Regions from separate parts of the Homo sapiens genome. Here regions 1, 2, 4, 5, 6 and 7 are each linked to region 3. Evidence: chromatin contacts called from ENCODE Hi-C or POLR2A ChIA-PET data. All regions are on one chromosome and are shown on one strand. The core of a region is the stretch at or near the end of the contact, and the rest is flanking DNA. Distances in the headings are between cores, read along the strand shown. Region 1 holds the start of CSDE1 (cold shock domain containing E1). Region 2 holds the start of NRAS (NRAS proto-oncogene, GTPase). Region 3 holds the start of ATP1A1 (ATPase Na+/K+ transporting subunit alpha 1). Region 4 has its middle 48 kb from the start of TENT5C. Region 5 holds the start of NGF (nerve growth factor). Region 6 holds the start of TRIM33 (tripartite motif containing 33). Region 7 overlaps TSPAN2 (tetraspanin 2).

Region 1 (3,410 bases), core at 271-2,770, 1.6 Mb before region 3:
TATAGTGCTCCTCAATGCAATATCAAGAATGTTTGCCTTTAGTTACTCAAAATGAAAATTACTCAGCATTTTAGTATAGAGTAGCTTATATCTGTGGGCTATAATTTGAAACCTACATTCTAAAAAAGTAGGTTAGTAGCAGTGGCTGAGAACTGCCAGTTCATACCAGCCTGATGAAAATTTAAGCCTCTCAAAAAGATTTAACTACCACAGTGCCTTTGAGCATTCTCCCTCTCCGCCCTGTCTCCCAACTGTTTAAAGAGCGCCATATTCTTTTACTCATTTAAGGTGCAAAACACGAAAATTAACTTGCCCAACAACGTTCAGATATTCTTTGCAGATTCAAGCCTGTTTCAGGGAGCGTTCTCTGCTTCACCTGTGAGTTAAGCAAGACGGCCGCCATCTGGGTGTTTCTAAGGGAAAACCTTAAAGCAAAAGAACCTTGGCACTAAGATTTCGTATTGATAAAATAGCATGGCAAAAATTTGAAGCTGTCTCCGACGGGGGAACTCTAAAACATTCTACATAGAATGACGAAGCCAGGCCGTTCATTGCACAATGTGGGTGGGCCAGGCGCTGGCACCATGAGAACTACAGGAGGTGGAAGGGAGGACACTACTGAGCTTTCAGGGCGCACGCCCATTCCCCAAGATAGAGGGGTGGGAGCCACGTGCCTAAAAGATTAGGGACTGGTTCCCTTTCTCAAGACGCCGAAGGGGAGACAATGAGGGGAAGGTTGGGTGCTGAGACCCTGCTCTAGGTGACTGGAGTAACGATGTCAATTCCGCCACACTACTGTGCCAGATGTGGCTGGGGAAAGGTGTCTTTAAACACTTCCCCTAAGATATCTAGATGGAGCAGGGTCTCAGTCTATACACAAAGAAGGCGCCACTGCCGCACTGCGCTCTGGTACTGGTAGTCAGATTCCCAAGCAGGTAACGGCCAGGAAACTACAGGGTCCAGAGTCAAAGTAGGCCCCTCTTCTCGGTCTCAGGCTCTTCCAACCTCACACAAAGGACCGCGCCACCACCCCCTCGCCCCGCCCGCCGGGACATGTAGTTCCCGTTTCCCCAGACAAGCCGCAGATGGGGAAGCAGCCAGACTACAGATCCCAGCAGCCTCCGCGCCCGAGCCCCGCACCCTCTGCCTCCATCTTGGCTGCTGTCGGAGCCTCCATTTTCGCTCCCTCCCCCCACTTTAGTCACCACCACCACTACCACCACGCGCAGCCGGCTGGCCTCAACTCCTCGTTTCAGCTCTGCGACCTGACATGAGGCCCAGGCAGTTGAACGGGAGACGTATGAAAAAGCCCAGGGCAGGGAATCGGGGTGCATTCTTCCCCACCTAGAGCTCTACGAGTGCCCACCTTGACTCAGAAGGCTTCTCGTTAGCCTTGGTCTTATTCTCAGCCCTTCCCCTGGGTTTCTGCTACCCCCAGTTGGACCCTGAGGTCGTACTCACCCCAACAGCTCAGCGCCCCCTCTCCAGCGCCGCCATAAGCAGCACGGCCCGGTACGTAGGAATAAATCTCGCTTCTCTCGCGAGAGTTGCGGGCTCCGGGCGCGTGCACGAGAAGGGGCGGAGTGAAGCGTACTCTCAACACGCTTGCGCAGCAGGGCTAAGTGACGCCAAGCAGTTTGCTGCACTTAACCACAACCAACATGGTGGCTGCATTACATTACATTCCTTCTTGGGTGTGCTGCGGGAAGCAATCTCGGTGTTTACTGACTCCTCCTGGACACTAGGGGTGGCGGGTGGCTTTAGGCGTCTCTAGTCTTCGAGCGTTTGAATACGTTTTAGCCCACAATAATGGGGTAAACCTTGAAGGCCAACAATTCTGATGGCATATTCAGGAGTCATAAAAAATGATTTATCTTTTCCCAGCAAAAATCCGGAAGGACCTCACACTCGTTTCTTCTTATAGTGCAAGCATTCTTTCTTACGTCTACTGTTTTAGAGGAATTTCATTAGTATAGAGTCAGCTTTGTAGCAAGGTAATTTAGAAATCTAAATGAGACCTTTGTTTTCCACGAAAAACATTGCAACAGATGCACAAGAGTGAGCAAGGCTGCATAATCACTAAACAAAATGAAACAAATTCAGTCAACTGACCTTTCAAGTTACGAAAGATATTCCTGTTGTGTCAGGTAATCAAAGAGGGTGGATCAGTAATTAAAAGGTTGAAATAAGAGCAAAGAGATGATTCATCCAATGGGGGAAGAAGGAAGGAGAAAAATGGGTAATTATGACCACAGGAAGTTCAATGGATTATCCCCTGCCAGACAGTAGAGCATGCTCCTCTGGTGAGAGGAATGCTTTTCCCAGATTCAATGCTTCTGTTTTCACAGATTCACTGGCTCTCTCACTTGACAGTATTGGATAAATAATGAGCAGCCAGTCTTCTGAGAACTCTCCTACCCACTTTTTGCTTACAACACATTTATTTGACATGTTGTATGTGTAACCACTGGGAAGTATACAGTTGTAAAGAAAATCGGATATAGACTTGTCCTCAAGGAACTTTTAGTCTAGCATCATTGATGATCACAAAAACAAATCTAAACATACACATTGGAATAAGTGCAATGAAGGAAAGACAACCTTCAATTCAACCTCTTGAATTCTAAGAGGAGGCCGTGTCCCATTTCTGTTCAAAAATTTCCTCACCACCTTTGTTGCTGGTGTCCAGTCCCATGTATAACACCTCAAAACTGCCTTTTTGCTCTCTTTGATGCCTTCCCACGCTTTCCTAAGCACAAATATTTGCTTCATTTTCAATGCTTTCATAGCTCACTCTATTGTAATTATTAGTTTTTACTAGGTAGTAATACTCTAGCACAGAGCTTATGAAATTCATCTTTGCATCCCTGGTTGTTGACAGTGCCCGCTCTCAACAACTCTCAAAAGCTTGTTGAATAAATAGCACTGGACAACAGTATGATAAGTTGTTAGAAATTGGAATATATTTCTGGGAAACTACAGAATGTAAATTTTTTTTTTTTTCAGATGGAGTTCACTCGTGTTGCCTAGGCTGGAGTGCAATGGCATGATCTCAGCTCACTGCAACCTCCGCCTCCCGGGTTCAAGCAATTCTCCTGCCTCAGCCTCCTGAGTAGGTGGGATTACAGGCGTGCACCACCACACCCGGCTAATTTTTGTATTTTTGGTAGAGACAGGGTTTCACCATGTTGGCCAGGCTGGTCTCGAACTCCAGATGTCGTGATCCACCCGCCTCAGCCTCCCAAAGTGCTGGGATTACAGGCATGAGCCACCGCACCCGACCTAATTTTGTATTTTTAGTAGAGACAGAGTTTCTCCATGTTGGTCAGGCTGGTCTCCAACTCCTTACCTCAGGTGATCCGCCCACCTCGGCCTACCAAAGTGCTGGGATTGCAGGCATGAGCCACCAC
Region 2 (3,011 bases), core at 512-3,011, 1.7 Mb before region 3:
AAAACCCTTTATTTATTTATCTATTTATTTATTTTTTGAGACGAAGTCTCGCTCTGTTGCCCAGGCTGGAGGTCTGTGGTGTGATCTCGGCTCACTGCACCCTCTGCCTCTGGTTCAAGCGATTCTCCTGCCTCAGCCTCCTGAGTAGCTGGGATTACAGGTGCCTGCCACCACACCCAGCTAATTTTTGTATTTTTAGTAGAGACGGGGTTTCACCATGTTGATCAGGCTGGTCTTGAACTCCTGACCTTGTGATCCGCCTGCCTCAGCCTCCCAAAGTGCTGGGATTACAGGCGTGAGCCACCGTGTCCGGCAAAACCCTTTATTTAAAGAGCCTTAGGTGCCACTTACTGAAGACAATCTGTACCATGAACTCTCATAATAACAATAGAATCCCTAAGTACTATTACATAGTGCTTTACCATTCATAAATAACTTAAATATATTATTTAACTTTCCATAACATCCCTGTGTGGTAGGCAGGACAAGTTTATGGTAATTTAAAACATGAGGAAAATGAGGTTGGGAGAGATTCAGTTGCTCAATATCACACAACTAAATAAACTGCAAACAGGGACCAAAATCCTAGGCATAAAGACTAAAAATCTCAAGTTCTTGCTACTCCAATCATCTGGTCTCAGCTGCTTCAACTAGCTAATAAATAAATATTGAAGAACACTCATCTCTGAATCCTTTATCTCCATCCTATTATCTCCCATACAATCAGACAGTCTCGCTACTATGGCCTGTGTTTCTCATGTAATAGAGCTGTTATATATGAAGAAACTCATGAATGAACTCAACACTGAGTTTGCAATAGTTTACAGAACTGTTAAAAACTGGACAGGTTTTAGAAACTTCAGCAGCTAATAAAAATGAACTGTTCTCTATAAACACGTTAAGCTTATTGCATAACTGAATGTATACCCAAAATAACTTTTTACTTTCTCTCCTCTTATTCCTTTAATACAGAATATGGGTAAAGATGATCCGACAAGTGAGAGACAGGATCAGGTCAGCGGGCTACCACTGGGCCTCACCTCTATGGTGGGATCATATTCATCTACAAAGTGGTTCTGGATTAGCTGGATTGTCAGTGCGCTTTTCCCAACACCACCTGCTCCAACCACCACCAGTTTGTACTCAGTCATTTCACACCAGCAAGAACCTGTTGGAAACCAGTAATCAGGGTTAATTGGCGAGCCACATCTACAGTACTTTAAAGCTTTCTATAATCAATGGAAATGAAAACCCTAGTGTGACCTTCCATTTGGTTCTTAAAGTGACTAGAGAACGCAAAAACACCGGATTAATATCGGCCTCACACTTCTGGAGTAGTTTTCTAGCAACCCCCATCCTTAGCTATTTTTCAACAGTCCTTGGGCCCCGCCCTCAGCCTAAGCAATGGAAATCCCCCTTCCTATTACTCCCCGAAGGCTTCTCAGCTCTAGCAGGAAGCCTCCAGGCCGCAACTCCTTCCCATTCTCCCTTCTGTCTCCAAAGATCTCCCCACGTAGGCACCAAATGGAAGGACCCCCGCCCAAGGCCTTTGTCTCCAGCTGATAGATTCTGCTCCATTTCTGGCATCAGTGAAACGCCTGAACATTCCACAGCCCAAAGCCGAACACTATGCATGAGATAAACTTACCTCAAGCTCCACTGCCTCTGCTTTGGACAGATTTAGGACCACAGCCGGGAAAAATGTTGGAGACCCCGGAACCGCCATGAACAGCCCCCACCAAGGAGCGGCACTTCCGGCCCCGCCCGCTACGTAATCAGTCGGCGCCCCAGGCGCCTGAGTCCCCGCCCCGGCCACGTGGGCCTCCGAACCACGAGTCATGCGGCAGGCCGCACCCAGACCCGCCCCTCCCACACGGGACGTTTCAATAATGAAAGCGCTAGGTGCTAGTGTCTCAAAAATCAGTAAAACTTTATTCGCTTCCATTCTTTCGCCATTAACAGAAAACTGGAGAAAGCAAAAATGTTTCGTGTTTACAAAGATAAACGGCCTCTTTACCCAGAGATCAAAACCTCAAACGACAAGGGGGAAGATAAAACCGCCCTCCCCCACATCCCCTGAGCTGACCCTTGTCATCTTAGACAAAGCCTTCAGTCCACTGGCCAGGGACCCTGTATATGGCCAATTCAAGAAGAGGGCCAAGAAATCAGACCCATCCATTCCCGTGATATAAAGTTGAACAGAAGCTACACCAAGGGTCAAGTGTCTGTATTTTACAGGACACAGTAACCAGGCGGCTACTTATAAAAAAAAACAAGATTCATTTCAGGCACAACTTTTTTATTTTTTTTTGTTTTGTTTTTAAATCAGTAAAAGAAACCGGGTCCTAGAAGCTGCAGTGATCTAAGCAGCAGCAAGTTTGTGCATTCATTTTTTTTGTTTTTGTTTAAATATGTTTAAATTATCACACTGCTGGCACTCCTCATTTGCATGAAATTCTGCACCATACTTACTAATTGTAGTAAAGTTACCCCCCAACCCACGAAAAAAAACCTACTCTGGAAGAAAATTTTCACTGAAATATAACCAAACTTCTTTAAGTGGATTGTGACAAGATTATAAATGATATGAAAAATAACATTTTAAAATTTGGCCATCAACTTTAAGAAATGGTTTGCCTATACAAATTTTTGTAATTTTTAAAAGATAATATATTCTACCCTCATATGGTCCTCAGAATTAAAGCATAATGAACAGGAAGAAAAAGGAAAAGAATGCAACTGAGTGCTAAGGCAGAACATCTTGCCAGAAGTAATTAATGAAGGTAGAGTATATAATGAAAAGTGCAGAATTTCATAGGGCCAACAAGATAACAGTCTATATTTTTCACTTACACAGGCAAAGTGGATTCTGCAATTACCAGTTGCGTTAAATGCACCAAATAAAGCTCCTAAAATTGATACTATAAGGCGCCACCTTAAGTTTTTCCAGGCTGCAACTGTGCATTATTTAAAATGGTTTTCTTAAATTTATTTATTTTTTTAAACATAAC
Region 3 (3,003 bases), core at 63-2,562:
GAAGGGATGAGAATTACCCTAATGATGTAACTGACAACACAGTTTCTAGTTTTTCCTTTCTTTCCTTCCTTCTCCATTTTTTCCAGTTTCATATCCTTGTTTGTTCATGCTACATGAATACTTGAAGTTGATAGAGTTGGCTTTAACTTAGGAACCTTTGCTTAGAAAGTCAATATCCTGGCCTTTCCCAGAGTACTTGACTTCCTGCAAACCTTGTTAATAATACTTTGTTTTTTAAAATGTTGGAGAACTTCAGCCATTGCAGCCTCTTGCTAAGAAGCAAAAGCTATAATGACAGAGAAGCCCCAAAGTGCAGTGGAACCAGGGATCTCCGGGGAGAGTGGTGGTTTCCTGGGCCCCCCCAGAGAACCCAAGGCTGTGCTGGAGATGCTGCCGTGACAGGTGGAGGCGTGGAGAGGCACCTGGCAAGTCCTCAAACGCCTCCCCCTTGATTTAGCTCCTCTAGCTAAGGATACGCATTCCTTTGGGTTTCAGGTTTTTCTTCCCTAAAAAGAGAATCCCCAAACTGGACAAGCAGGTTACATTCACACAATAGCGTGAATGAATTCGCTGGTCGCCCTTCAGATTCTCATTTTGGAATCTCGAAGAAAGAGAGGTGGTGGGAGGAGGGCGCTTGAAACTTCTGGCGATGCCAGTTCAGATCGATTCCAGCTATGACGGAGCGGGAAGTGGATAAAGAGGACCCCAAGTCACAGGAGGCACTCTGAGAGCACCAAGCGCCCGGGGAGGCCATCCGCAGGTGGGCGCGGGGCCTGGATTCCACAGAGGGGCGGAGTCCCTCAGTCAGGCGCTGGCTGCAATCACACCCGAGCGCCAGCCCCCTCCAGCATCCCTGAGTCCCAGAGGAGATCGCCGAAGCGCTGGAAAAGCCGTTCCGCCCACGACTTCTGGTGCCGGGTCGGCGGCGACTGGGGGAGCCCAGTTCCGAGACCGTACCGCACCCACTGCGGACCTCCTGGGCCCTACATAGTAGGCGGGTCATGCAGGGCAGCGGGAGGAGGGGCGTGGGAGGGCCAAGGCCGCCGAGTCCCCGCTGTTCAGCCAGCAGGAGCGCCCCGCAGCCCTCCCGGGACACGGTGGACACGCTTGTCCCAGACCTGGGCGCCCTCCTGCCGGGAGCCAGGACTGGCCGCAGCAGGCGCTGTCCGGGCCCGTGGGCGGGGTTTCGGGAGGGGGCGGAGCCAGGCCCACGGCCGGTGTCAGGTTGCTCCGGTAACGGTGACGTTTCGCGGCGTGGGCGGGGCCAGCACGCAGGTTGCATATTTTAGGAAGTGAGGAGGAGGCGCGGGCTGGAGCTGCGGCGGGGTCTGGGGCGCAGAGCAGCGGCGGGAGGAGGCGGACACGTGGCAACAGCGGTAGCAGCCCGGGCGGCGGCAGCAACAGCGGCGGCGGCATCGGCCCGAGCCGCCGGCCGCCCTCCCACCCTCCCGCCCCGCGGCAGCCCTAGCTCCCTCCACTTGGCTCCCCTGGTCCCGCTCGCTCGGCCGGGAGCTGCTCTGTGCTTTTCTCTCTGATTCTCCAGCGACAGGACCCGGCGCCGGGCACTGAGCACCGCCACCATGGGGAAGGGGGTGAGTGTCCGGCGCGCCCGGGGAGGGGGCTCGGGGAGCCCTCGAGGGGAAGAGGAGGAAGTCGGGAGGGCGACCGCGGCCAGCGGGAGGCGGCGGAGGAGGAAGCGGCGCCGCGTGGAGTGGGCTGGCAGAGCCGCGCGGCTTAAAAGACGACGCAGTTTGGAAATGGAGGGAGCGCAGTAACGGGGGGCGGGGGAAGGGAGCGCCGAGGGGCTGGAGCGCGGCATTGCTTAGGGGGGTGGGCGGACCCTGGGCGGGGGCTGCGCGCCCCGGAGGCCGAGCGGGCCGGGGGCTCCGAGAGGCGGTGCTTGGGAAGCCTCGGGGCCGGGAGGAGGGGGCTTGCAGCAGCGGGGGCGGCCCCGGGACTGAGCCGGCATCCCTGAGCCTGGCTCCCCTCCCTGCGACCGCCGTCACCTCCTTCTCCTTCCTTTTCCCTCCGCCCTCCGTGCCCTGAGGAAAGGCGCGCTCCTCCCCTTCCCCTGGGGCGCTCCGCCGGGGCCTCCTCCCGGGCCTCCGTTCCCGCCGCGGCCCCGGTTCCGGCGGGGGCAGCCTCCGGGTTCGGGGCTCCTTCTCCTGGGGACGCTGGGGCTTAGCTTGCTCCGCGCAGAGGCGGCCGCCCTCCCCCAAAGAAAAAACTGGCTGCTTCTAAGTGCGAAGCCGGCTGGGCGGGCTGGTGCCAGAAAGGGTGTGTCTTCACTGCCCTAAGATGGCCTTTAAGGTATACTTTTGAGGGCTTTCTTGGGCCACTTTCCGTAAACACAGGATGCACCGATGGCAACTGGAGTTGTCATCCGATGGTGGGGAGAGGCGTGCAGATTTTTTTTGAAGGGACGAGCCCTGAAGGAGGATAGGCAGACCCACCAGGGCCTCAGGGTACAAGAAACCCGAAAAAGGACTGGAGGCTGCAGGCAATACGGTGGTAGGAATCTCTGCCGGTTTCCAGCGTCGCGGAAGCACCAAAGGGCGGTCCCTGAAGGAAACGAGGGGTCTTGGGGCTGGAGAGCGGCGCGGAGCGTGGTGGGAATATCGTCACAACGCCGCTGTCCTACATTTCTGTAGCGAAGACTTGATTACCCCTAGCTATTACCCGTGCAGGAGACTGGGCCCTGGACCCCAAATGAGCCAAAGTCTAGTTGAGAAAAATTTACACAGAATAACCTCGGAGTTCATGGGGTGAAAGTGACCATGTCATGAGAATACAAATGGGAGAGAATCCACTTCGTTGTCTCCAGGGTTTAGCACAGTGCAGACACTGAGTAGGTCTTTGAAGGCCCTGAGGCTTCTGGGTGTAGACAGAGTGTCGGGAGCAGAGGGAGGCTGCACTCCTTGGGGACTCTAAGGGAGTTTTAAAGGAGGTAATTGAAAGGCTTGGACCTGGTGGGGAGAACAGGCACAAGTGGAAATGCACAAC
Region 4 (3,176 bases), core at 475-2,974, 1.3 Mb after region 3:
TTGTGCAAACCCACATGCTGGTCTCATTGGGTTAGGGAGAGCTGGCCTTCTCTTAGCCACCCCTGCACAGAGATGACATTCTTTCTCTGGAAGAAGGCCTGATGCCTCTGAGTTGGCTTCCTGTTATGACAGGCCATGATGAATGGGCATAGGCCCCTTCATCCTAGTTTCACCCCTGGGGCCCTGTATACCTTGCCAAGGAGGTTGATAGGACATGAATTAGGGTAGTAGCCATAGGGATGGGAAAGAAAGACTGAAAAAGGATTTAGAAAGTAATATTGGATGACATATGACAGATTAGATGTGGAAGAAATGATGTGTAGGGAGAGGCGTGGGAATACGTTTCTGCAGTGGGAAATTTGGTAGACGGTGATGTCATTAACCAAGAGAAGAAAACATGGATAGAAGGTCTGGGGTCTTTGGTCATGCTGATTTCCAGAAGAGGATGCAGATAATTACCAGTATAGTTTCAGAGCTCCAGACCAGGAGGCCGGCTAGGGATGGACAACTGGGAATCACAGTGAGGAGATGGTAACTGGAGCCTCCTCTGTGGTGTAAAGCACCCAAGCAAGCAAGAGTCAGCCAGGACAGATTCCTTGAGGAGCATCTATCCAGGAAGAATTAGCAAAGGTGGAAAAACCGGAGAAGGCTGAGGAGTGGACAGAGAGGCGGGTGGAGAACCAGGACAATGCAATGTCCTAGGAGCCAGGGGAGGAGCGGTTGGCAGCATCAAGTCCTGTACAGACAGGCGAATGGATGCCGCACATCACTGTGACTTTGTAGAGTCAGGTGCAGGGAGCAGAGGAGACAAAGCCCTATCCCAGGGGGCTGAAGAGTAAATGGGAGACAATTTAAAGAAAAGGGACTAAGGCTTAGCAGGCAAAAGTGTGAAATTGGAGTGCTGGCTCCACAGGTTGCCAGCTGAGCGGCATCTAGGCAGGCCCTGGCCTCTTGGAAGAAGAGGGCACACAGCACCCCTCCTAGGGCTGTTGTGAGGTGTAGTGAGGTTGTGCCTGCCTGTGACAGCACAGGAGGAACAGCACAGAGCTCATCTCTACTTCTGCTCCTGCTCCCGCCAGTGTCTTCTTGAAAAATGGTCTTTTAAAACTATTGCCCTCCCCAGCTTACATGTTCCCTCAGTGTGTGGGATAACATTCACATTCCCTGCACGAGTTGGCCTCTACTTATCTCCCCATCCTCACACCCTCGCTCCTGTCCTCCTTGAACATGTGAAGCTCTTTCAAACCTCGGAGCCCTTCCCTGCAGAGTTTCCCCTGCGTGGGCCTTTCTTCCGACTTAGTTGTTGTCAGTCACCCTTCTGGGAAGTGATGGCTTAAATGTCATTTCCTAAATAATTCCTCTGGCTCCTGACCTGAGTTAGGCTTCCTGGCATCTTCTCCAGCACCTGGCACAGTTCCAGATGCATAGCAGGAATGCAAACAAATGCTCGTCCATGAATAAAGGAGAATACCAGCAACTGGCTGTGTGACCTTGGGCAAGTCACTTCACCTCTCTGTGCTTTAGAGTTTCCTCCTCTGTAGTAGGAAGTAGGACTATGTATCTCTAAGATCTCTTTCGGCTCTGGCAATCTTTGGCTCTTTAATGCTAGTGTCTGTACAGGTTTCTCATAAGGCTTCACGGAATAATGCAAGTGAGAGCCTTGTTGAATTGAAGGGGGAGGGGGAGGAGGCTAGGGAGCTTGGCAGAGGCAGCGGAGTACCCACAACGAGGCCCACTCACCCACTCATTTCCTCAGCCACCCACGGGGCCTGCAGTCCCCACGTGTAGCCTGATAGGCAGGGACTAGGGGACAGCCAGAATCAAAACCACAGCCTCCCGTTTTTAGTGTGTGGGCTTCAATTCGATGAGCTAGGGAGGAGACTTCTGGAGAAAAAATACTCTGTAGGGTCACATACACCCAGACAGTGTGGACACCTGCTACACACACATACCAATATGTGCATTTACAACTAATTACATACAAAGGAAAGCACACACACACCCAGAGGTGCACAAGCACACGGTCAATGCCCTGCAGAGCCCACCTGCAGCTCCCTGAGCCCAGGACAGCTCTGTTACCCTCTGAGTCTCTGGGTCAATCTTTACCCTTGCCCTCTGGGTCTTCCCTCTCTCAACAAACCCTGAGGCTGGGCACTGAGGCCTAGGGGATTCAGTGATTTTACTGATAAGGCTGAAAACAGGCAGGAAGGGAGGGTAACTTACAGTGCTCTCCGGATGTTACAGTATTTGCATTTCCACAGTCTATGTGTCTGAAAAAAACTGGGTTTAGTCTAGAAACTTGGTGGTACGCAGGTGTAGCTTTCAAGAGAACTGGGAAACAATGCTGTATGGAGATGGTAACCACTTGTGAGCTGGGTCAGTTTCACTATTTACTATACAGGCTGGCCATGATCTCATTGAACTCTCAGAAGTGCCTTCTGCACAGATAATTTATAGATGATGAAACTGAGACTTGGACATGTAAAGTAATTTGCCCAAGGCATGCAATTTGTAATTGGCAGATCTGGGACTCAGGGAGTAGGCTTCTGATTCCAAAGACAAGTGCTCTTACCACCCCTACCAGCTCAGCCTCTTGCCTCTGGTGTGTGCCCCTGCCCCCTCCCGCCTCTGGGCTCCACATTCTGGCTGCTGACTCCCTCACACATGGCCTGGTGGAGCCCCTACCCATGCTGAGTGGGGCTGGGAAAATGGTGAATTTTCTAGAAAATTGTGAAAGCGCTGCCTACGAGAATGGCTGCCTGGGACACTCCAGCTGCAGGCCCTGGGGCAGTGCCCGTTTGGAAGGTGCAGAGTTTTCTGGAGATAAGCAAACATGAGTCAGGAGAAAGCGACAAACAGCTCACCCCTGCAGATTGGCTGCCAGGACGTGAGATGATCATGCAACGTCAAGCTAACAGCCTCAAATCTTTTTGAAATCGAGTGCCCAGTTGACAGTTAAATCAGTCCGGAGACACAACTTCTCTCCCTCTCAAAACATATACACACACGCGCACACGCGTGCACACACACACGCACACACACACACACTTGATGTGGATTGTGGGACCAGAGCATTCAGGACTTTACAGCTCTAAAGGACCTTCGAGCTCATTGAGCTCTTGACCACCTTAATGTCAAGAATCGCCCAAAGTACCCATTTAAAAGACAAATTCTAA
Region 5 (3,228 bases), core at 384-2,883, 1.0 Mb before region 3:
GCCTTTCTTCTTTCTTCTGTGACTCTGCAGAGGGAGAAAGTTTCAGACATTCAGGAGGAAACTGTAAACACAGGATAAGAAGGGCTGGCAGGGGCCAATGGCTGCTGCCCTTCTGCACTGCCTCGAGAAGGGGAAAGATTCCCTTCCAGCAGACTTAACTGACGGCTTCAAGAGTTTGAGGACCCTGGAGAGAAGTTACTGATGGGGTCTCCACTGTCATTTCTGCATTTGCAGAGTGCAGCTGGCTGTGCATGGATTGGGGAGGAGGGGACTGGCACTGGCAGTGGGTGTGCCCAGAGGATGGAGCCAGAACAATTAATCAAGTGACTTTTCTACAGGATTTCCATTGGCCTTGGATGACAGATGGGGCAGAGGCACCCAGGAGAGCACTATTTTGGTTTCCAGCTGGGAACGTGCACTAAGTTTTCCTTAATACCCACAGCACCCAAAAGGCTTTGCTGTAATACACTTTAATGCATGAAACACTCATAAATTATCCTTCGAACTGTTACAACTTCCAACCTGGAACAACTTGGAAAAACCAGCCTAGCAAGCAGGCTCTTTTTTAATCTCTCAAATCACAAGAGAAGAAAAAGTTCAAGCACGAAACACCTTCCTTAAGAATCTCGAAATTTTTTTTGTTTTGTTTTTGTTTTTTTTTTTTTTTTTTTTTTTTTTTTTTTTTTTTTTAGAAGGAGGTTTGTAATTAGAGGGAGCTAAGCTGCTTGTTTCTGCTGGCTCAAAGTTGCAGCTCCCTGACCCCTGAGTCCTCTCTCCCTCCCCTAGATCCTCCTCGCCTGAACTCAAGGCGCTCCCCGCCCTAACCTTCCACGCCCGCTTCTCCCACACCTGGCAGCAGACAGCTGGAGATGAAGCGTGTGACCCAAGTGGCAGGGCTGAACCTTGGCGACCTCTACCTGAGGTTGTCCAACGCGGCTCCGTGGAGGGCCCCGGTACGCCGGACGGACCCCGGCGTTGGCTCGCAGACTTCCTGCGTTAACCCCCGGGGCCCTCAGTCACGACTCCCAGCCCTTCCGAGACGCGCTGAGGGAACTGCCCCAGGTCTAGCGCGCCCCGTTCCGCTCCTCCCCCTACCTGGGGGCCGCGCAGCACTTTCCCTACTCGGCGCTCACCTCAGCCAGCGCGCTCTGCGCTCCCCCCGCGGTGCTGGCCGCCACTCCTCCCGCCCTGGCGCGCCAGCTGCCGGCGCATCCCTCTCCGCGCCCATTCGCTCTCCCTCACTTGCGCGTTATCCACTTCTAGCCCTCGAGCTAGACCCTGGCATGGCCGTGGGCTTCTGCAGGCGCCAGGGCTGCTCCCTGGACTGCAGGCCATCCTGGGACTAGGGACTCCACGACCAGAACTAACGCTGTTCCCTCGGTCCGACTCGTCCTCCCGCGAGGGTCCCGCGCCCCCACACCCACTCGGGACATTTCTCAGGGCTGCTCTTCGGCCTGCGGGAGCCTCGGGGGTAACCAGAGAGCTCGCCAGACCGGTATCCTTGCAAACTCTCCCGCGAAGCCCAGCCACCCCTGCCCGCGCCCGCGCTGCGCCCCTCTCGGGATCGGCTCGGGGCAGCCTGACTCACCGCTGCGCTCCCCTCCGGCTCCCAGCGCTCTCTGCTGTGCCGGAGCGCCGAGCTGCTCTCACACAGGCTTCTTGAATTCTTAGCCCCTCCTCCCGTACTCCTGAGTCACACGCTCCAAATCCTGGCCCCCATCCCTCCCCTCCCCACCACCAGCCCCGCACCTGCTGTGGCTGGGCTGTGGTGCCCGGCTGGAGGGGGTCCTGGGGACTACAGACGGATCGCTCCTGGAGGGCTGGCCAGACCCAGCCAGAGAAGGACTTTAAACCTTCAGAGGTCAAAGGGAAACCCACTGGGGTCTGAGGGGCCGCGCGCGCAAAGCCGGGAGGGGGAGTTTCTGGGGCACCGGCAGGGGTCGTTGGGCCGACTGGCTGGGGCTGGGCGGAGTTGCTCGCAGCTTCCCTCACCTCTCCGCCCTGCCCCCGCGCGTTGCCCTTCGCCAGTGCCTCCCTGGTCTGCCCGGCGTCGCCCTCGGTGCCCCAGGCATCGGCTGCTCCTTTTCTTCGGGGCGCCTTTCCTTATCCCAGGATAGGTGAGCACCCAGGGGGAGCTCCGCGAGGGGCAGGTGCCCAAGCTCCTCTGACAAGGGAAGGCGGCTGCAGAACCAGCTAGAAGGCCCCCAGGCCCGGCAAGTCCAGCATGGGGACAAGGGGCAGAGGACTTCAGGAGTCAGGAGCTAGAGCCGGGACCTTAACTTAAGGCCCTGGGTTCCAGGAACTTCCCGGAGTCCTTGGCCCCTCTGAAACTGTAGGCTGATTTGCGCGACTGTGTGCAATGCTAATATTCTTTTCTGAGCTGAAGGTCCGCAGCTTTCATCAGTTTTGCAAGGGGTCTGTGACCCCAGACTGATATAGCCAGCAAACCCTAGGCCCCCATGCCCCCCTCTCCACACTCCAGGCCCCACACAAATTCTTCCTGACCCTTCAAAATTTCTTGAGTTCCCTCGATTCAGCCTGACAGGAGAGCTTGCCTGACTTTCCCCTGCCCCTCTGCCAGGGCTGTTCCCACCCCAGCATAAAATGAGCAAGGGAGAAATACCCCTGAAGTCAAATTTGTCACCAAATGTGCATCATTAATTGTAGCATTCCAGGGGATTCGTAGCTCTTTGGAAATTTACAGCCCCACTCCCTCCCGTGTTGAGCTTGTCTGTGCCTTCGCTTCTTCCTATAGCAAAGGTGGGTTGGACCCCTACCCTGTATGGATGCCACAGAGGAGAAGTAGGTGTGAGGAGAGTAACAGGGAGGGAAGGTGGGGCACAGAATCTCCCTATTGCTGGTAACACCAGCCAGTGCAACTTAGCAGAAGGGCACCCTCCAGGGAACTGGGATTTAGTGAAGCAGATGATTCCTGTCCTAAGTCTGGGGGTGGTCATTTACCCTTAATGGATGGCACTTGAGCAAGATGAAGCCCTGACTAGGCATTTCCAACTCCCTTGATTCAGATTAGTCTTGAGGTCTTACTTCTTTCTATTTTCACGTTTGCTCCCATAAGAAAGTTCATTCCATTTACACATGCTCTGAGAAGGATGAAATAGGCAAAAAGCCCTGGAATTGGAAGTCAGCCTTAGCTTTGGTGTGACCTTGTTGTTTCCCAGCCTTAGGCTTGTCCACTTCTGACTTGTTCAGATACAGGCTGGTGTATGA
Region 6 (3,006 bases), core at 22-2,521, 1.9 Mb before region 3:
TCTCCTTCATCCCCAAACCTTAGGATTTTCCCTAACCATGCAGTCCACTTTCCGAGTTTCTCTTTCCCCATGTCATCTTACAATTTTCTTCCAGGCGCCTTCTCTGGACCCCTTGCTCTCCAACATATTCTCTCCACCTCCATTTAATCCATAGTCCTCCTCTCTCCTATCTGTGAACACGCCAAGTCCCCTCCCTCCAAAGCAATCCATCTTCACTGCCCTTACCTCTTACCTACTCCCTCAACACCTCGCTGGCCCGGGCCCTTTCAGCCAAAACGCTTCCTCACAACGTGTTTCCCAAATCCCCCTTCTCTCACTGTACGGGTCTGCCAGCTCCAGAACCAGCGCTCGGCCGGGTTCCGCACATCACAAACCCTCCCTCGGAGCCAGTGTCCCCTCCCCCAGCCTCTCGCAGCCGGCACCCCTCCCTTCATGCTCCCCTTATCTCTTGCGGTCCAGCTTCTCTGGAAAGTGTCCCAGGGGCGAGTCTTTCACCTTAGAGACCCCTCGGGATGGCGCCCGTCCGAGCAGCCCCAGGCCCCAGCACCTCCGTCCCCAGCTCCTCTAGGGTTGCGCAAATCCCTTGCGGCCCAGATGCCAGGCAGGGCCTCCGGCTCACCTTGCTGGATGTCGCCGTTGCTGCCCCCCGGGATGGGCACGCTGAGCTGGCGCTCCGGCTCGGGCAGGCAGCGCAGGCAGAAGGAGTGAAGACAGGGCAGCAGCTTGGGCTCCGCCTCACGCCGGCTCTGCAAGCTCTGCTGACACACGGCGCAGGTGTCCAGGAGCGAGGCTGGCGGTCCAGGAGGCGGCCCTGCCGAGGGACCCGGAGCGGGAGCCGAGGCTGGAGCTGGAGCCGGCGTCGATACTGCGCCCCCGGCAACTCCAGTGCCCACTGAGGCCGCAGGAGATGAAGCAGCCTGGGCCGAGCCCGAGGAGGCCGCGGCCACCCCCCCGTCGTCGGGCCCGGCCGCGCCGCCCTCAGCGCCGGCCCTGCCGCCTTCCTCCTCCTCCTCCTCCACCAGCACCGCGGTGAGAGGCGGCTCCGCCTCCTGCGCGGCGGGCCCGGCGGCCCCGGCAGTTACCGGCGCGCTGCCGCTGCCCCCGCCGCCGCTCTCAGCCTCGCCGCCGCCTTTGTTTTCCGCCATGTTTTCCTCTTTGAACCCGCCGGACCGCCCCGCGCCGCCCGCCGCCCGCGTCGCCGCCGCCGCCGCCCCCAGCCCCAGCCGCAGCCGCAGCAAGAGCGGCAGCCGAGAGCTAGCGAGAGAGCGAACCAACGAGAGCGCGCGCGCACGCGGCGCCCCCGCCCTCGCGTCGCGCGTTTGAAGGAGGGCGGTTGCGGCACGCGCACGTACGCACGGACGTCCTCCCGAGGGAGGCGGGAACTCGGTTCGCGGGCGCGGAGCGGTCCCGGACCCTCGAAGCCAGTTCCTTGCGTCAGTGCCGCGGCTCTTTAACCCGAAGGGAGATTTTTTTTTTAAAGCCAGAGGCCGTTGACGCTGGGTAGCCTTTGGCTGGGGTTGGTTATGAACTCCGACACAGCGGTGGTGCATACGGAAGGGTGGTAGCCGGGACGGTTCCGGTCCCTGCGAGCGTGTCCCGGGCGTCTCCGCGGAAGTTTCACCTGCCGCGCCGCTCGATCGCCGGGACCTCCTGGGTCTCTGCTGTGCGTAGACCAGCCGCGTTCCTTTGGGTGGCCGTGGAGCACTAAAGCGGGGCTTATTGTTTGTTTGGTTTTGGTTTTTTTTTTTGTTTTTTTTTTGCTTTTTGTTTTTGAACTGAGGATCTATCAGAAATAGGCTGAAAAGACCGAGTGAGGAAGAAACTCTTTAACAGCTATTTTTGGCATCTTAAGGTGATTCTCAGGAGTTGCTACGTATCAGAATCAACGGAGGAGTTTTTCAAAGCAGAGATGCCAGGGCCAGTCCCCAGACCTGAATCAGGAAGTGAGGGAGAGAGCCGACGGAGGGGGAAAAGTCCCTTCAGCTGATTCTTATGTATGTCAGTTTGGAGAGCCACGGATATAACCAATACTGCGTCCTTCTGAGGTCCCACTTTAAGTGTCCTGGGTTGAGCTGGGTGACAAATGCCCTTACAACAATGGTAGTAGAAGCTTTCAGGCCAAGCGCAGTGGCTCACGCCTGTAATCCCAGCACTTTGGGAGGCCGAGGCGGGCAGATCACTTGAGGTCAGGTCAGGAGTTCGTGGGCAGCCTGGCCAATATGGTGAAACCCCGTCTCTACTAAAAATATAAAAATTAGCCGGGTGTAATGGCGTGCGCCTGTAATCCGAGCTACTCAGGAGGCTGAGGCAGGAGAATGGCTTGAACCCGGCAGGAGGCGGAGGCTGCAGTGAGCCGAGATAGCGCCACTACACTCCAGCCTGGGCGACAGAGCGAAACTCCGTCTCAAAAAAAAAAGAAAAGCTTTCAGAAAGTTGCCTTTTTATTTGAAAAAAAAAAAAAGGTATTTGGAGGATTTTATGTAGTGCAACAACTGTTTTAGTGTTAAGATCATGAAATGCTTTGGTCTCCTGTTAGTGTTCCCAAGAAAGGTGCTGTAAGTCCTTAAACCACGTGAAAACTTTTTTTTTTTTTGAGACCTCCTCGTTCTGTCGCCCTGGCTGGAGTGCAGTGGCGTCATCACATTTCATTGCAGCCTCGACTTCCCAGGCTCAAGCCGTGCTCCTCGCAATTACCTGGGACCGTAGATGCACGCCACCATGACTTAGCTGATCTTTTTTTTCCCTTTGCCTCGAAGAGGCTGGGGTCTCACCATGTTGCCCAGGCTGAAACTCCTGGGCCCGAGCGATTGGCCCGCCTCAGCCGCTGGAAATGCTAGCATTACAGGCATGAGCCACTGCGCCCAGCCTCCTGAAAACTTTTTAAAATTTATTCAAAAATGTTTCCTGACCTCTTTATTGTCATAGTGTTTTAGAGATACACTGGGATTACAAAACAGAGGAGCTCCCTGCATTCAAGGGGTTTACAATCTAATAGAGAAAAAGATT
Region 7 (3,316 bases), core at 734-3,233, 1.3 Mb before region 3:
CCCACCACCTAGAACACCACCTGGCACCTACGTGCTTAGTAAATACTTGACGAACACAAAAGACCTAGAAAGATATAAAATAAGGTCAGGAGAGGGAGCATCACTGATGCGGCCTGGGCATGGGGAAGGGGGTGACTGGAGATTCTGTGGTCTGGAAAGGCTTCTTTGAGGAGATGAGGTGAGGGGTGTCCTTCTGGATGGATTTCTGTTCTGGTCTATGGATTTGCTCTGATCAAACTAAGTTCAGTGATAAACAAGACAGAAATGTGCTCAACAGTAGGAGAAAGAGAAGGAATGAATGGCAAAGAAATAAGTCAGACATTTCACATAGCAAGAGATCAGAGGCTACGGCCAGAGTTAAAAATCCAAATATCACAATAAGTAATGAGAGATGAGAGGCTGCCTATTAAAACTGCTGTTTCTGACTCCCTGTGGAGAAATATCAACACTTTCTCTCCTCCTGCCCCTCTTCTTCCTTTCTGTTTCTCTCAGGCTACACTGACATAGAATGTATAGCAGTTAATTGAAATTATTTGATTTTTGTTTTAAACAGAGGTTGCTTGTTAAAATAAGCCACAAGAGGGATTTTGGTTAAGTTATTGATCTCAAACATAAATGTTTTCCTTGTAGATAACAGCACTTCCCTGGCTATAGAAACCTTTTAGCTGCCTCACCCACTGTGAAATATTTTTTTTTAAAGAACAATCATAGTCACCCCTTACAATTACTAAGTACTTTTACTCCCAAAACATCTTTACACCAATGACGTCATTTCTTTTCACACTTCCCATATAAGGCAGGAACAAAGATAATATTTTTTTTCTTTTTTCTTTTTTCAAGACAAGGTTTTGCTCTGTCGCCCAGGTTGGAGTGCAGTGGTACAGTCATGGCTCACTGCAGCCTCCCAACTCCTGGTCTTAAGTGATCCTCCTGCCTCAGCCTCCTGAGTAGCTGGGACCACAGGTGTGTGCCATCACACCCGGTAGAGACTAGGTCTCCCTGTGTTGCCCAAGCTAGTCTTAAACTCCTGGGCTCCAGAGATCCTCCTGCCTCAGCCTCCCAAAGTGCTGGGATTACAGGCGTGAGTCATGGCACCCGGCCCTAGTTAGTATTATTCATATATAAGAGATGGAGAAACCAAGACTGAGGGAGGAAAAGTGCATGCCAAGGGCTCAGAGAGTCCACGGAGGAGCTGGAGCCAGGGGCCAGAGGCACTGACTCCCTTCAGATGCAGGCCGCTCCCTCACCCCCACCCCACCATTTACCCCCTCGCCCCACTTACTGATCCAAGCACACATTGCGACTCCCGCATGGCTCCGCAGCACCCGAAGAACCCCACGGCCATCATCAGGGCCCCGGCTCCAACCAGAACATACAGCCCTGTGGGGAAGAGGTCAGAGGAGACCACTGAGAGCCAACCGAGTGCCTCCACGACCAACTAGGCTTAAGACTCTGGGCACTGCAGAGCATTCTAATAGTACCAAAAGGAGGTGCTATTCTTACTGCCATGTTTGACACGGAGGAACTGGGCCCCAAAAGGTAAAGCGATTTGCTTAAGGTCATAGAGCTGGTGTTTGGCAGAGCCGGGAGAAAAATAGCCATGAGCCTCAAAAGCCTGCCCAACACTCCGACTCTGTCTTGCATCTCTAGTGATGGAGGCAGCCATCATTCAGGTGGGGATTTCACTTACTGCTTAGGCAAGCCCCACGTACAGTTCTTACAGAGAAAGAAAAGGACAGAAATGCTCTGGTTCTGAGAGAACTAAAGCCAAGCCTTTTTGTATTTCCTTCTCTGATCCTGAGATAAGTTAGAATACAATATGGGACTTGGCACTTGTCTTACTTGGAATCATGTTAATGGTCTCTATTTCATTTTTTGCATTTTACTCATATGAGTCACCTGGAAACCACTCCCATTAATAGGGAGGGTGGGGGCTGGTGCCCCGCCTCTGTGGGGAACCCCTGGGCCTGGCATTCAGGGTGCTTCCTGGGGCGCCTCTGGGTTGCTGATGGTGGTTTGCGGGCAGATCTGGCAGTTTACAGACCTAGTAGGAGCCACAGGCGAGGCTGCTCTGCTTCCTGCCCCACCCGGACCTGGCCTCAGCGTTCTTTTCAGGGCCCTGAGGCCTTGCTGCTCTGCAGTCCTGAGGTGGGTATTTATTTCCTGCTGTTCTAGCTCTACCACCTCCTCCCTTTCCCTTTTCTCTAAAAGAATAATTTCATGAGGGAATGGATGTGGTAATGTGAGAAATGATATCATATTAAAAATAATAGTGTTGTTGGCCCCACTACCTCAACACTTTATTGTTTTAAAAATGTCTTTCACCAAAGGTCTAATATCCAGAATCTGTAAGGAACTTAAACAAATCAACAAGCAAAAGGCAAATAACTCCATTAAAAAGTGGGCAAAAGACATAAACAGACAATTCTCCAAAGAAGACATGCAAGCGAGCAACAAACATGAAATAATGCTCGTCATCTCTAATCATCAGAGAAATGCAAATCAAAACCACAATGAGATACCATCTCATACCAGTCAGAATGGCTTTTGTTAAAAAGTCAAAAATAACAGATGTTGGCAAGGCTGGGAGTAAAGGGGACACTTTATACAATGTTGCGAATGTAAATCAGTACAGCCACTGCAGAAGGCAGTTTGGAGATGACTCAAACAACTGAGTTGAACTACCACTCGACCCGGCAATCCCATTGCTGGGTAAATACCTAAAGGAAAATAAGTCATTCTGTCAAAAGGGTACATGTTCACTGCAGCACTATTCACAACGGCAAAGGTATGGAATCAACCCAGGTGCCCATCAATGGTAGATAGGATAAAGAAAATGTGGTACATATACACCATGGAATACTATGCAGCCATAAAAAAGAACAAAATCATGCCCTTTGCAGCAACATGAATGCAGCTGGAGGCCATTATCCTAAGCAAACTATCACAGGAACAGAACATCAAATACCGCATGTTCTCACTTATAAGTAGGAGCTAAATATTGGGTACACATGGACATAAAGATGGGAATGATAGATACTGGGGACTACTAGAGGGGCACAGGTGTTGAAAAACTAACTATTGGATACTATATTCATTACCTCAGTGACAGGTTCAGTCATACCCCCAATCTCGGCATCACTCAATGTACCTTTGTAACAAACCTGCCCATGTACCCCCTGATTCTAAAATGAAAGTTGAAAAAGAAAAAAAAAAGTCATTCACTGTGTTGCAATGTTTTCAAAGCTCTCACTTCCATCATCTTATTGGCTTCTCAAAACAACGTGGTTAGGTAAGCAAGGACTATTATTTCTGT

What was found. A loop is a pair of places that touch in the nucleus more often than their neighbours do. ChIA-PET counts read pairs that join two places held with the same protein, here RNA polymerase II (POLR2A). Pooled maps may share reads with other maps.
Region 1: a map of endothelial cell of umbilical vein shows a loop between it and region 3 (10-fold over the local background). The contact joins the promoter of CSDE1 here to the promoter of ATP1A1 in region 3. A Hi-C loop is called at or near these places in 1 of 168 maps with a recorded cell type or tissue (endothelial cell of umbilical vein), 7 of 37 single-sample maps with no recorded cell type and 17 of 50 pooled maps. POLR2A ChIA-PET finds 5 or more read pairs at or near these places in 3 of 52 experiments (CD8-positive, alpha-beta memory T cell, GM10248 and OCI-LY7).
Region 2: a pooled map shows a loop between it and region 3 (7-fold over the local background). The contact joins the promoter of NRAS here to the promoter of ATP1A1 in region 3. A Hi-C loop is called at or near these places in 8 of 50 pooled maps. POLR2A ChIA-PET finds 5 or more read pairs at or near these places in 2 of 52 experiments (activated B cell and activated T-cell).
Region 4: a map with no recorded cell type shows a loop between it and region 3 (14-fold over the local background). The contact joins the enhancer-like site here to the promoter of ATP1A1 in region 3. A Hi-C loop is called at or near these places in 2 of 168 maps with a recorded cell type or tissue (both CD8-positive, alpha-beta T cell), 11 of 37 single-sample maps with no recorded cell type and 15 of 50 pooled maps. POLR2A ChIA-PET finds 5 or more read pairs at or near these places in 1 of 52 experiments (activated CD4-positive, alpha-beta T cell).
Region 5: a map of ascending aorta shows a loop between it and region 3 (4-fold over the local background). The contact joins the promoter of NGF here to the promoter of ATP1A1 in region 3. A Hi-C loop is called at or near these places in 1 of 168 maps with a recorded cell type or tissue (ascending aorta) and 3 of 50 pooled maps. POLR2A ChIA-PET finds 5 or more read pairs at or near these places in 1 of 52 experiments (WTC11).
Region 6: a pooled map shows a loop between it and region 3 (8-fold over the local background). The contact joins the promoter of TRIM33 here to the promoter of ATP1A1 in region 3. A Hi-C loop is called at or near these places in 2 of 37 single-sample maps with no recorded cell type and 9 of 50 pooled maps.
Region 7: a loop to region 3 is called in a map of CD8-positive, alpha-beta T cell, with 4 times the contacts of the local background. The contact joins the enhancer-like site here to the promoter of ATP1A1 in region 3. A Hi-C loop is called at or near these places in 3 of 168 maps with a recorded cell type or tissue (CD8-positive, alpha-beta T cell, ascending aorta and esophagus muscularis mucosa) and 7 of 50 pooled maps.

Annotation. Positions count from the first base shown.
Region 1 is chr1:114,756,464-114,759,873 of GRCh38, forward strand. CSDE1 (cold shock domain containing E1) reads right to left here and starts at 1,521. Exons shown (of 20, transcript NM_001007553.3): 1 at 1,462-1,521. RefSeq lists enhancers at 918-1,237, 1,073-2,066, 1,438-1,727.
Region 2 is chr1:114,715,010-114,718,020 of GRCh38, forward strand. It overlaps NRAS (NRAS proto-oncogene, GTPase), which reads right to left and starts at 1,762. Exons shown (of 7, transcript NM_002524.5): 1 at 1,649-1,762; 2 at 1,041-1,168. The coding sequence starts at 1,151. CSDE1 (cold shock domain containing E1) reads right to left here. Exons shown (of 20, transcript NM_001007553.3): 20 at 1,907-3,011. RefSeq lists enhancers at 1,458-1,557, 1,568-1,767.
Region 3 is chr1:116,371,932-116,374,934 of GRCh38, forward strand. It overlaps ATP1A1 (ATPase Na+/K+ transporting subunit alpha 1), which reads left to right and starts at 1,313. Exons shown (of 23, transcript NM_000701.8): 1 at 1,313-1,592. The coding sequence starts at 1,581. RefSeq lists silencers at 940-1,469, 1,900-2,199 and an enhancer at 2,570-2,689.
Region 4 is chr1:117,652,472-117,655,647 of GRCh38, forward strand. No RefSeq gene overlaps it. Among named protein-coding and RNA genes, the nearest start is that of TENT5C, 48 kb to the left of the region's middle. RefSeq lists an enhancer at 2,542-2,701. Within about 2 kb of position 1,725, at least 11 of the 41 ENCODE cell types and tissues checked have a DNase peak (open chromatin) inside an H3K27ac peak, as active enhancers do; they include CD8-positive, alpha-beta T cell, where a contact is called at or near this core.
Region 5 is chr1:115,336,616-115,339,843 of GRCh38, forward strand. It overlaps NGF (nerve growth factor), which reads right to left and starts at 1,634. Exons shown (of 3, transcript NM_002506.3): 1 at 1,589-1,634. All of the region lies in intron 1 of NGF-AS1 (NGF antisense RNA 1), which reads left to right.
Region 6 is chr1:114,509,932-114,512,937 of GRCh38, forward strand. TRIM33 (tripartite motif containing 33) reads right to left here and starts at 1,272. Exons shown (of 20, transcript NM_015906.4): 1 at 620-1,272. The coding sequence starts at 1,145. LOC124904348 (a long non-coding RNA gene) reads left to right here and starts at 1,407. Exons shown (of 2, transcript XR_007066452.1): 1 at 1,407-1,994. RefSeq lists silencers at 809-1,108, 1,139-1,248 and enhancers at 1,439-1,608, 2,469-3,006.
Region 7 is chr1:115,060,853-115,064,168 of GRCh38, forward strand. TSPAN2 (tetraspanin 2) reads right to left here. Exons shown (of 8, transcript NM_005725.6): 3 at 1,283-1,380. Among named protein-coding and RNA genes, the nearest start is that of TSPAN2, 27 kb to the right of the region's middle. RefSeq lists an enhancer at 1,480-2,003. Within about 2 kb of position 1,984, at least 24 of the 41 ENCODE cell types and tissues checked have a DNase peak (open chromatin) inside an H3K27ac peak, as active enhancers do; they include CD8-positive, alpha-beta T cell and ascending aorta, where a contact is called at or near this core.